Regions from separate parts of the Homo sapiens genome. Here region 2 is linked to region 1. Evidence: read pairs that join two places in POLR2A ChIA-PET (ENCODE). Cell type or tissue: MCF 10A. All regions are shown on one strand. Links, peaks and the distances in the headings refer to the core of each region. The heading gives the core; the rest is flanking DNA.

The links. Peaks named below come from ENCODE experiments on the same cell type or tissue, not always from the same donor. Only the 100,000 strongest peaks of a DNase experiment are listed, where the experiment ranks them.
Region 2: POLR2A ChIA-PET joins it to region 1 with 6 read pairs; 1 of 35 experiments calls an interaction of 5 or more read pairs at or near these places.

What each region holds. Positions count from the first base shown.
Region 1 is chrX:96,180,170-96,185,565 of GRCh38, reverse strand. No RefSeq gene overlaps it. Among named protein-coding and RNA genes, the nearest start is that of DIAPH2, 500 kb to the left of the region's middle. In MCF 10A, for the core only: CTCF peaks have their summits at 1,540 (motif pointing left) and 3,020; a DNase peak (open chromatin) is centred at 2,995.
Region 2 is chrX:95,890,482-95,895,877 of GRCh38, reverse strand. No RefSeq gene overlaps it. Among named protein-coding and RNA genes, the nearest start is that of DIAPH2, 790 kb to the left of the region's middle. In MCF 10A, for the core only: no CTCF peak of the experiment used is centred there; a DNase peak (open chromatin) is centred at 2,087.

The DNA.
Region 1 (5,396 bases), core at 192-5,191:
ATGTGCCTTCATTAATGCTCAGTGTATGTTATTAGCACAACAGATCATGGTCTACCAATTACCTTTGGAAATAAAGAAAACTTCTCTTTTCATTAGCCTCTTTATAAAATGTCTTTAATAGTTCTGTGCTTTGTGAAGACTGACTTTCAGTGTTAGAAAAAAATAGTATGCTGAAATTTTAGAAATAGATTCTTCCTTTAAGGAACAAGAAGCCTTTAAGAATTCATAGCAACTTGGAAAAAGCTACTGGGCAGTACACAAGGAAAGGTCTCAATTATTTTTAAGTCACATGAAGAAATGTATTGTTAAGTTGTAAGCAAAACCATCAGCAGTCTCATGATGCCTGAATACAATGAGCATCCACTTGAATTAATATTTTAATTTGCCTTGTTCTTATTAAAGCACACATGGCAGGTTTCAATCTTGGCTGTGAAATGCTCTGATTTTAATTTTGGTAAAATCCATAGCAGTCATTTTATGTTGTATTCGATGGGAGGCTAATTTTCAACATTCCATTAACAAGGTCTCTTGAATGAGTATGAGGTTTTAAAATTAAATTTGCATATCTACCATGCAGTGATTCAACAGCCAGTCTCATTGCTTCTTTGTTACTGTGAAACATGATGCAGATTAGTAAAAGCATTGGGTTCTACACCTTTCCCATTTCTCCACTGATAGATATGTTTGGATAGAACTCTTATTATGCTGATTTCCTCATGTTATCTTTGGTTGCCTGGGATCGTGGAACAAGAGAATTCACACATTTTGGAAAATAATAGAATGATTCTCAGAAAGGCAATCACAGGAACACATTCAGCTGTGAAATTTTTCTTGAGTTGTACAAATACTTCTATGTTTGTCCAGCATCAGGACCTCTGAAAGGAAGAAGAATGAAAGATGTCTATTTAATGATAATATATACTTCCTGCTATTTGGGCAATACTGTCTTATATTTGGAGGATATAAGAGAAAATTCAAGACACTAACAAAAGGACTAGAGAAATATGGGTAGAGCAGGCTGATGAGGAGAAACTAGAATAAAGGAGGATATTGCATTTGCCTTAGGGTGGATGGATTAGGGTTTAGATTAGAGCCTTGTCTGTGAAAATGTAAAACCAGTGGTAGGTCTAGGAAATTCATAGAGGTAATATAGGGGTTTCAAAAATGATTCCCAGACCACTAGGCAGTATCAGTAATAATGCTGACAGTGATGAGGAATTTGGGGATGTTCTGGAAACATTCTGATGAGTCTAATTTTCAGTCATAGAAAATAATTCAATTGAAAAGATTTTATGGACAATCGGAATCAAAGGAATAAAAATGAATGAGGAAGGTGGATGCAGATTCCCTGTGTCCAGGTGAAACAAAGGTATGGAAATAGAATCGTAGTCTGTTGAAGTGAATGTGAAAAGACTAGATCAACATCACCTCTTAAACATTTTGAGGAGCTTGGGGAAATAGTCTGAGAGGGAGCATTCCTAGTTCTTGGGCATGCTACTTTTGGGTTTCTTATAGTGCCATCTGCTGTCCACAAAGAGCTGCATGCTGTGGTAACTATTGTTTTGATTACTGTACTTTATTGATATGTAGTGAGTTAAATGAAATAATGGAGTGCATTCATTCACGAGCAACTAGGATGAAAGTGTGTTATTATTATAAAAGGCTTGAAGGTACTCCGAAGTCCCTGGCCACTTATGTAGTTAATTCAAGCAACATGACTCTTATTTTGCTAACCCATCACTCTCTCTGACAAAAAATCATTGGAATAAAAGTCTATCTTTCCAGGCACTGAAAATGAACAAGACAGTTGTTGTAATGGCTCCAGTAATAGCAGTGGCCTATAGGATTTAAGCACTCCTTCTCCAGTGAATAACAAGGGACTAAATTAATGAAACTGATGTGGCTTGTACATTTATATGTTTGTGTGTATATCACCTCATTTCTGTCTGTAGAAAGAGAAACACTACAAATTATTCCTTGAATTATTGATGCAAATTTTGTAAGTCACCTCATTTTGCTATTAACACAAATAGAACTACTGTACAATAATGCATTCCGGAGAGTCATGCCCTTTAGGAACAGAATGGGTAGGCGGGTTAATTTGTATTTTAAATGAACGACTTGTGGGGAAATAAAACTTCTGTAGATTTTTCCTGCAAAAATCTCTAGCCTTCTAGGATAAAGACATGTATACAATCTAAATATAGGGGATATTTGCTTTCATTTCCGCTAGGAACATTTTACTATTTACATACAATGAAAATTCAATCTGTCACCACTTTTCTAGTTAATTGCTGTGACCCAAGAGGGACAAATAGTTACCACTCAAACTAAGTCCATAGGTTAAGATCCAAGGTGCCAGGAAGCCTGGAGCTTTATCTCCCTAGGCACTTACCAGACCTTGGAGACATCTTTAGAGCTTAGAAGCTGGAGACATCTGAGTTAATCTAACTCTTAGAGAGACATACTTACATTTCAAAAGGTTAGGATGATAATCTAGGATCATTTCCATTCCATCTCAAAGAAGCAAAAGTTTTTTCCCCTGCCATTGGCATCTTTCTTCTGTACATAATGGGAGAAAATTCATTGTTCTACAACATTCATTCATGAAATGCCCATTACTTGAGCAGGGAATTTGGCATAGCTCTCATTGTATTACCTCAAGGATGAGGTTGGGGATAACCACAAGGAGGAATGTGCTTATTATTTAAAGAAAGGTGATTAATTAGAAATTTGTCTTTGATCTAGAATACCTCATGTAAGCACTAGTAAAGATTACAAACCCAACAAACTGTGTGGTCAAGTTGATTTTCATGAAAAGAACACCTCAGTGATATTCATTTGAAAATTGCCAGATTTATTATGAGGCACTGTCTTAGGCATTATAGTATCCTATATAATTGTAGTGGTTTGTGCATAGCTCCTATCATGACAGAAATGGGTGGAGCTTAATATGTACCACAGAAAGACAGGCTTGTGCTTCTGCCTTCTGCCACATGGGGACACTGCATTCCTTCCTTCTGGAAGATGCGGCCCTCACCAGGCAGCCAATCCTGTTGGTGCCTTGATCTCTGACTTCCCAGTCTTCAAAAAATAAATTTCTGTTCTTTATAAATTACCTAGTCTGCAATATTTTGTTATAACAGCATACAACAGACCAAGACAGAAATAGGTGTCAGACTTGCATCATGGGGAAGGATCTTCCTGCTGTGTCTTCCTGTTTCGGCTTTTTCCTTCACAGACATTCCTCCAAATGCATCTCTGGCATGTAAAATTAGATCTTGCTTTCTGCTTTTCAGAGGATCCAAAGTGACACAGACATGAATGTAGAAGCATGAAATCTAAGTTGCCATTAGAAGCCTTCATATAACCCAAAAGAACTAGCTATAGGTTGATGCTGACATATTGGGCAATAATAGAACAATGGAAAGATCTGGTTTCTAGTCGATGTCAGTGTCTGAGTCTATTTGGGTTGCTCCAGAAAAATATCATAAACTGGACAGTTTATAAACAATAGAAATTTGTTTTTCAGAGTTTTAGAGGCTGGGATGCTCCAAGATCAAGATGCCAGGTGATTTGGTATCTGGTGAGGGTCTGCTTTCTGGTTCATAGACGGCATCTTCTCCTGTGTCTTCACATGGTGGAAAGGGCGAGCTAGCTCTCTGGGGTCTCTTTCATAAGAGCACTAATCTCCATTCATGAGATCTCCACCCTCATGACCTAATCACATCTTAAAGGCTCCACCTCCTAATCCCATCACTTTGGGGGTTAGGTTTTCAACATAGGAATTTTGCGGGGACATATGCAGGAATTTTTTGCTCTTTAGCTGAGCTAATCTGGGTTCTTGTCTCACAGCCAGGGAGAATTAGGCACACGGACACATTGAAGGGTTAGGAGGATGGAATTCACTAAGCAAAAGGAAAGCTCTCAGCAAGGAGAGGGGTCCTGTAAGCAGCTTTTCCCCTCAAAAATTGAATACCAGGGCCACTCCACATGAGCTGAAGAGGCCAGGCCCCTCCCCTGCATAAGGCATGAATTCTTGCTGGCTGAACCCCATTCCTGCAGTGGGCACACGGGCATGCCCAGGCAAGCTATAGGTACTATCAGAAAGGGCAACATTCAATTGGTTAAAAGCATTATTCAGAAAGAATCAATCAGGAAAGGGAGGGCAAACAGGGGCAGAAGTTCACTTTCTGGGTCTTGTGTTTCATCCGTACCAGCAGTCCGGTCTTTCAGCCTTCAGGCTGTTTTAGGCTTGAAGGTGAGATTTCACTGGGGACCCTTCCCTAGATAGGCATTTGTCTGCTTCCTGCCTCTATCAGACACACATCAATTCATTCAAGTCAGTAAAAGTCTGAATCAACTACTCTAAACTTGTCTTATTTCTGAACTGTTATATGAATTCACTTGTGTCCTTATTGGTTAAGTGAATTTAAATAATATTCTTTACTACTTGCAGCCAAAATAATCTTAATCCATATAAACAACTGAATAGAGAAGTGTGTAGAGTGCTTAGCATAGTGTATAAACATACCAATTGAGGACATTTTTGTGTGGTTAAAAGAATGAACTCTAGAACCAGGCTGCTTGGTTTCAAATTTCAGATCTACCACTTACTAGGTATATTAATTTGGGCAAGTATTTTTAAAAATAGAGCTAATAATATCGTTTATCTCAGAGGGTCATTAGAAGGATTAAATTAATTACATGTAAAATACTTTTAACTATTCCAAGCACATAAGTGTTATATAAATGTTTATTATTAGTAGTAGTAGTAAGTGCTCAATTAACATGATCATTATTATAATGAATATATTACATGATCATTATTATTATGAATATAGATGACTATATATTTTCATGATCATTATTATTATGAATACAGATGACTAAGTTCTGTGAAAATTATATTTGAAAGAGATAATGGTTAAGTTTGTGGGCTGGTCAGCAAAAGTGAAATTGTAATGTTCACTGCACAATTAAAATAGATATTTACATATAGATATTAATTGGTGTGAACAAAACAGGAAGTGTCAGAAATAAAGTAATAAAATTGTTTCCATTTAGATGGTAGATCTTTCCTATCACATAAAATCAAGCGGATAATTTAAATCTCCAGAATTTTAGTTAGGCTTTTATTCAAACTGGATGATTCTGTCTAGTAATAGCAGATCCATATGAGCCACATTTTCTCTAGTCTAGGTATGTTTCATATTTTCTGTCTGAATCATAACAAAAATGGATTGGTAGTTGTCTCTCCTCACTGGAAAGATGTTGTTCAATAGTGGAGATGGAGAGCACTGTAGCCACTTCTTATTTAGCTTGAATAGAATCGGCTATTTCTAGAACTGTTGGTAGCTCTAAGTTGTCAGTAAAAGTGCTGATAATTTCTTCCT
Region 2 (5,396 bases), core at 135-5,134, 290 kb after region 1:
AAAACCACACTGCAATCCAGTACATACCCACCAGAATAACTAAAATAAAAACATAGAAATTATCAGGTGTTGGAAAGGATATGGGGTGGCTATAAATCACATATACTGCTGGTGGAAGCACAAATTGTTGGAAGCATTTTTGCCGTTATATATGAACATATATAAACATATACACAGCGATGACCCAGCCATTCCACTCTTAGACATATCACCAATGCAAATCCATACCCATGTTTGCTAAAAGATTTATAATAGAATATTCAAAGCAGATTTATTTGTAACAGACAAACTGGAAAGTATCTTAATGCCTACTGAATGTAGAATAGATCAATAGATTGTAGTATAGCCATATAATGCAGTACTCTAGAGCAATAAGAATAAATTATTTAGACTATAATCAACAATATGGATAAACCTCAGAAGGCAGACACTAAAGGATAGATACTATGTCATTTTATTTAAATTGAGTTCAAGGACAAGCGAAAGTAACCTCTATTTTAGAATCAATATAGTTTAGGGGAGGAAGTGACTGAACAGAGCATATGGAGGGTTTGGGTTACTGACAATGTTGTGTTTCTTGATTCAATTTGTGAAAAAGTGTCAGTCTGTACCATTTTTATGTTTTCACTTTTTATAAGTGCATTATATTTCAATAAATAGGAATAAAGAATTAAAAAGAACAATTTGTAATGACTGAAATTTAAATCCCAGCTCTACCTCTTGCTAATACTATGACTCTGGTCAAATTTCATAACTCTTCTAAAAGCCACAACATTCTTACTTGTTTGATGATGTGGGTGGCAGTGGTAGTGATGATAAGAAGAAATGTTTACATGACACTTATTGTGCCAGAACAATCTAATCATTTTCTATCAATTTCATTCTCACAATAATCTTATTAGGTGGATAATACATAATATTATCTTCATGTAACAGATTAGGAAAGCTAGGCACAGAAATGTTAAATAACTGGCCCAATGTTATCTAGGTCCAGAATTGACACCTAAAAAAAAGTATATTTAAAAAGGTTTAGAAAACTGTAACCTAATAAATGTACATTAGAGCTTCTTCATTTTCATTAATGATAAAACATTACATGTAGCTCTCCTTCCGATGCCCATTTCCCATAGGCGCACTCTAACTGTATCCCACAGATAACCAGTTCAACATTCCTTTGTCCACAAGCTTGGAGTTCTCCATCTTTCTGGCATTGAATTGTTCTTAAATGAGCTTTCAAACTTTGAGGAAGCATAATAAAGAGGTTATGTGTTTCCTTCTTAAGCCAGTTACTTTCCACAATTACATACAGACATTTCTTATCTATTATTGGATAATCCTGCATATTTATAAGAAGAGGACTTTTAAAATCTCTATTTTCAGTGACAAGAAAAGGGCTTAACATATTAGGTGCTTAATAAATAAATGTTGAATTAAACATTCAAATTAAAGACCTTTCACTCCTTGGAGACATAACTTTTCATAGTTATTTTATATTTATTTTCTTGATTAAAGACCTTTTCTAATGCTATTGAAGCCTCTCTATAATGGTAGTTACTGGGAGGCAATGGGATAGGCTCTTTGGAGCAGGCAGAGTTTTTTGAGCTCCTCTAAATCATACTATTCTGGTAACAAATTATTTGGTCTATAAGCATGGCACTAACTCAGCTAGCCGCCAAAACTTTTCAATTCAATCTATTGGAATATCTCTTTATGGAGACTCATCTCAAATTTTATCATGGGAACCAATAGAAAAGATTTAATAAGCTTTTACATTAATTAGTTTTACAGCCACATTTTTGGAAACAAATCTGTTTCATAAAGAGAAAAAGCCTTACTTATAATGATAGCTTGCCTATGCAATGTTAATAACATAGTTTCTCTTTTGTTTGATGAACTTTCCCATTAGCTACTTGCCAGTTGGATGTCGACATCAGCAATTTAGAATCATAGCTCCAAATCTGGTCTCATTCCTACTAATGTGATATCCTTGGCTGCATCATGTTACACTGCAATCCATTGCACTCCTTGCCAGCAAGGATAACCACAGAGCCATTCCAATCTTTGCTATTGCTAAATTTCCTCTCCAAGTTTTGGTAGGCTAGTTGGGAGCCATCTGTAAGTGTGTTTCCGTGGCTACCATCAAGTTTTCCATCTGCCAGTATTTAACATTGCCTGTGTCTGAACTCATAAGCAAAACAGCCCTCTTGAATCTATGACTATATTTATAGGAGCAAAAGATTAAGTGATTCACATTTTAATTAAACCAAGGAAGAAAATAAATGGTGGAAATAGAAGAATCCCACTGTATGCAATAAGTAAGGTTGCTGTTAAAAATTATTTGGTGTGTCATCTGAGATTTAGCAGCACCTCAATAATAACTTGGGGTATGAGGGAAAGTATCTTGAGAAATTACAGTGATGGGACAACAAAAGCAAAGCAGCTACCATAGTTTAACACTTGAAACTTAGCTGAAGTGATTGAGGACATTTGTCATCTCTAAGGATCAGTTACTGTGTGTGTTCTTTGGTTTTGTTTTTTATGTAAGGTTGTAGTTCTTCCTGGGGAAGAGATAAGAAACCATGGATGTTGCAACTGGGTGGCAGTGGCAGCTAAGGCTTTTGGAAACTTAACAACCACTATGATCTAGATTAGTGCTTTTCAAACTGCAATTGAAGACTATTAGTGGGTTATATAATCAATTTAGACATCACAACTACCATATTTAAAGAGTAAAATAGGATAGAATAGAAAACATCAGTATGCATCACATATACTTAGGGTAAATATTGATTTATGAAACTTAGTTTTGCATGTGCGCACACACACACACGTGTTCTAGATCACAATGTGAAACATATTTCTTCCTGTATGTTGAGGTTAAAAAAGAAAGTTTGAAATCCTCTGATTTAGGGATAGATTAAATGCCATTGTCTACCCTTTTCAATTTTGTCGGAATAAATGGTGATGCAGTTTCTCCTAATTTGAAAGGGGCTGAAAACCACTAGTATTAACATGTTAAGATGAATTATGAATTTTCTTTTCAAGGCATTGAAAATATCAAAATGCTCTCATATTGAGTGCTCTAAATTTATTATCTTTTAATTAATTCATACGTAAGAGTTATATGTCTGAGTATATTGATAAGTTTCAAATCATCTTTCTAGAAAAGCTGTTTATTTTGGAAACAAATAAACAACAAGAATCTAGTTAAATTTGAATCTCTAGGAGTACTTTAGGACATCTGGTATTTTCCAACTTTAGGAGCATACCTGAAGCAGAAATAGATCCCGCCTTCCTCCCCCAACACACACATACACACACACACACACACACACACACACAGACAAACTAGGTGGTTGTGTTTACTCTGAAGTTTCCAGTCCAAACCCACAGTTCCAGTAGAATTTGTGACCCTCCTAAGGATCCTGTGGTATTTCTTTATTCCTTTGAGGCCTCTTCAAACTGATGTTGGTGCAGATACACATAGCATACTTCAAGCTACTTTGGTCTTCAGTTACTTTCATTTTAATGAGAAAATTTAGTAGACTATTTGATGATTTATTCATTTTCAATATCCATGCCTCAAAATCATTCAGGTTTGTCTCATCTGCACCATGTGTGCTAGAGTCCATTTATCTATGAGCTATCTTTTCTAACCCTCCATTCAAGTATATATATTTCCTGACTTCCAGATACATACAACTCCTAAACCAACCACTGCTTTTGCCTGAATTAAGAAAAATGCTTTGGATTTTTCTACATGATTCAGACTAGAATTGTGAGTAAAATTTTCATTTTTTTTCACAGCCAGGCTTGCTGTTTTATAGAAATAGTCTGAGATTTTTTAATATGGTTATACTAATGTGGCAACTGATCGGTCTGGCTTTGACAAAGTAAAATGGTGTTTTGAATGGCAAACCATTTGTTTGCTAGCCTTGCGTATCCAGAGGATCGGAGGGAGTATTATTCTGTCAATATGCACAAAATAAATGGTCTATGGAAATAACAATTCATTCATTTTATATTGCCTCAGTGATCAATGATGATCACTACTTGATTGATCCAGTTGTGGTGATCAGAATTAATCAGGAAGATGGCTGAAATTAATGGATTGACAGTGATATGTTTGTTGCTACCTAGAGTTTGTCATAATCATTCAAACAACACCCCGTTTATTGTTTGTTTTGCTTTATTGTGATTTTTGGCCAATTTTGCTGTTAAAATGGGCACTTGTTTGATAAACAACAAGCCCATCAGTGTGGTGAATATAATAATGTAAGTGTCTCTGATTGTATTTATAATGACAATCAATTTTTCCCTCTAATTACATTAATTATAGCATTACATACCTTTGTAATTTGCACAGGATTGTACTCAATTAAGTTCATGTTGTATTTCAATAAAGCAGTTTTGCCACTGCCGTAAATCTTTGCAACACTAAGTTGTAGAGATAGCGGCAACCGAAGATTGATCAAAAGTGTTGGAATTCAGTGGTAAATCATGTCTTGTTATTGATTACTAAAAGAGTCATTAATTTATGGAAGCTGGTTGGAGATTTTGGCAAGTTTAAAACTTATTTCAAAATCATTCTTAATCCTAGCCACAACTTTTCTTGGGAAGAGAGAGAAAGAGAGAGTGAGGATAAGAGGGAAGGAGAGAGCAAGGGAGATGGGGAAGGAGACAGTGAAAAAATAAATTAGAATTTTAAAATTTCAAAAATGATTCGATGTTGCATTTTGTTAAACAGAGTAAGGTGAAGAGTATGTATTAATATGTGGTTATTTCAAGGTCAGCAGCAACCTGACTATTACCAGGCCACAGTCAGGTTGAGTAATTGGTTTCTGACAGTAATCTTTAGTCTCTCAAATTTAGCTGACAGAAAACACCTAGCTATTCAGTCTAAAAGCAGATGGTTTGCCATAAGAATTCAAGCAGCAAGTGAAAAACAGCCCAGAGTAAGCCCTTTTCTTGCTTTCAAAATGGAAATTTCTAAAGGTATAGTCCCATTTTCTGACATTAATGAAAATGGTATAAAAAGGAATCTATAACTAGTTTGTAAAAGGCAGAAAGCCTTCATGCCTAGGAATCTTGTAATTTTTCATGTAATTTATGATACAGTATTTGATTTTTGTCATTTATACCATGTAATGGAGATTTTATTTGTCTCTAGGTTTCAAGTGTATGTTTAGTTTATCTTATCTTCATTTAGAGGTTTGAAGTACCTGTGACTAATTATGTAAGTTGACAGATTTGATATAAATAACCCCATATTCTGCTTTTTTCCTTCTCCCTTTTAAACTCTGAAAATGTTTGGAACAGTATAGGTTATGTAATGACAGGGAGCTTCTGAGCTTTTACCCCTGGGTGGAAGATTTGAACACCAGCAATGCAGCATG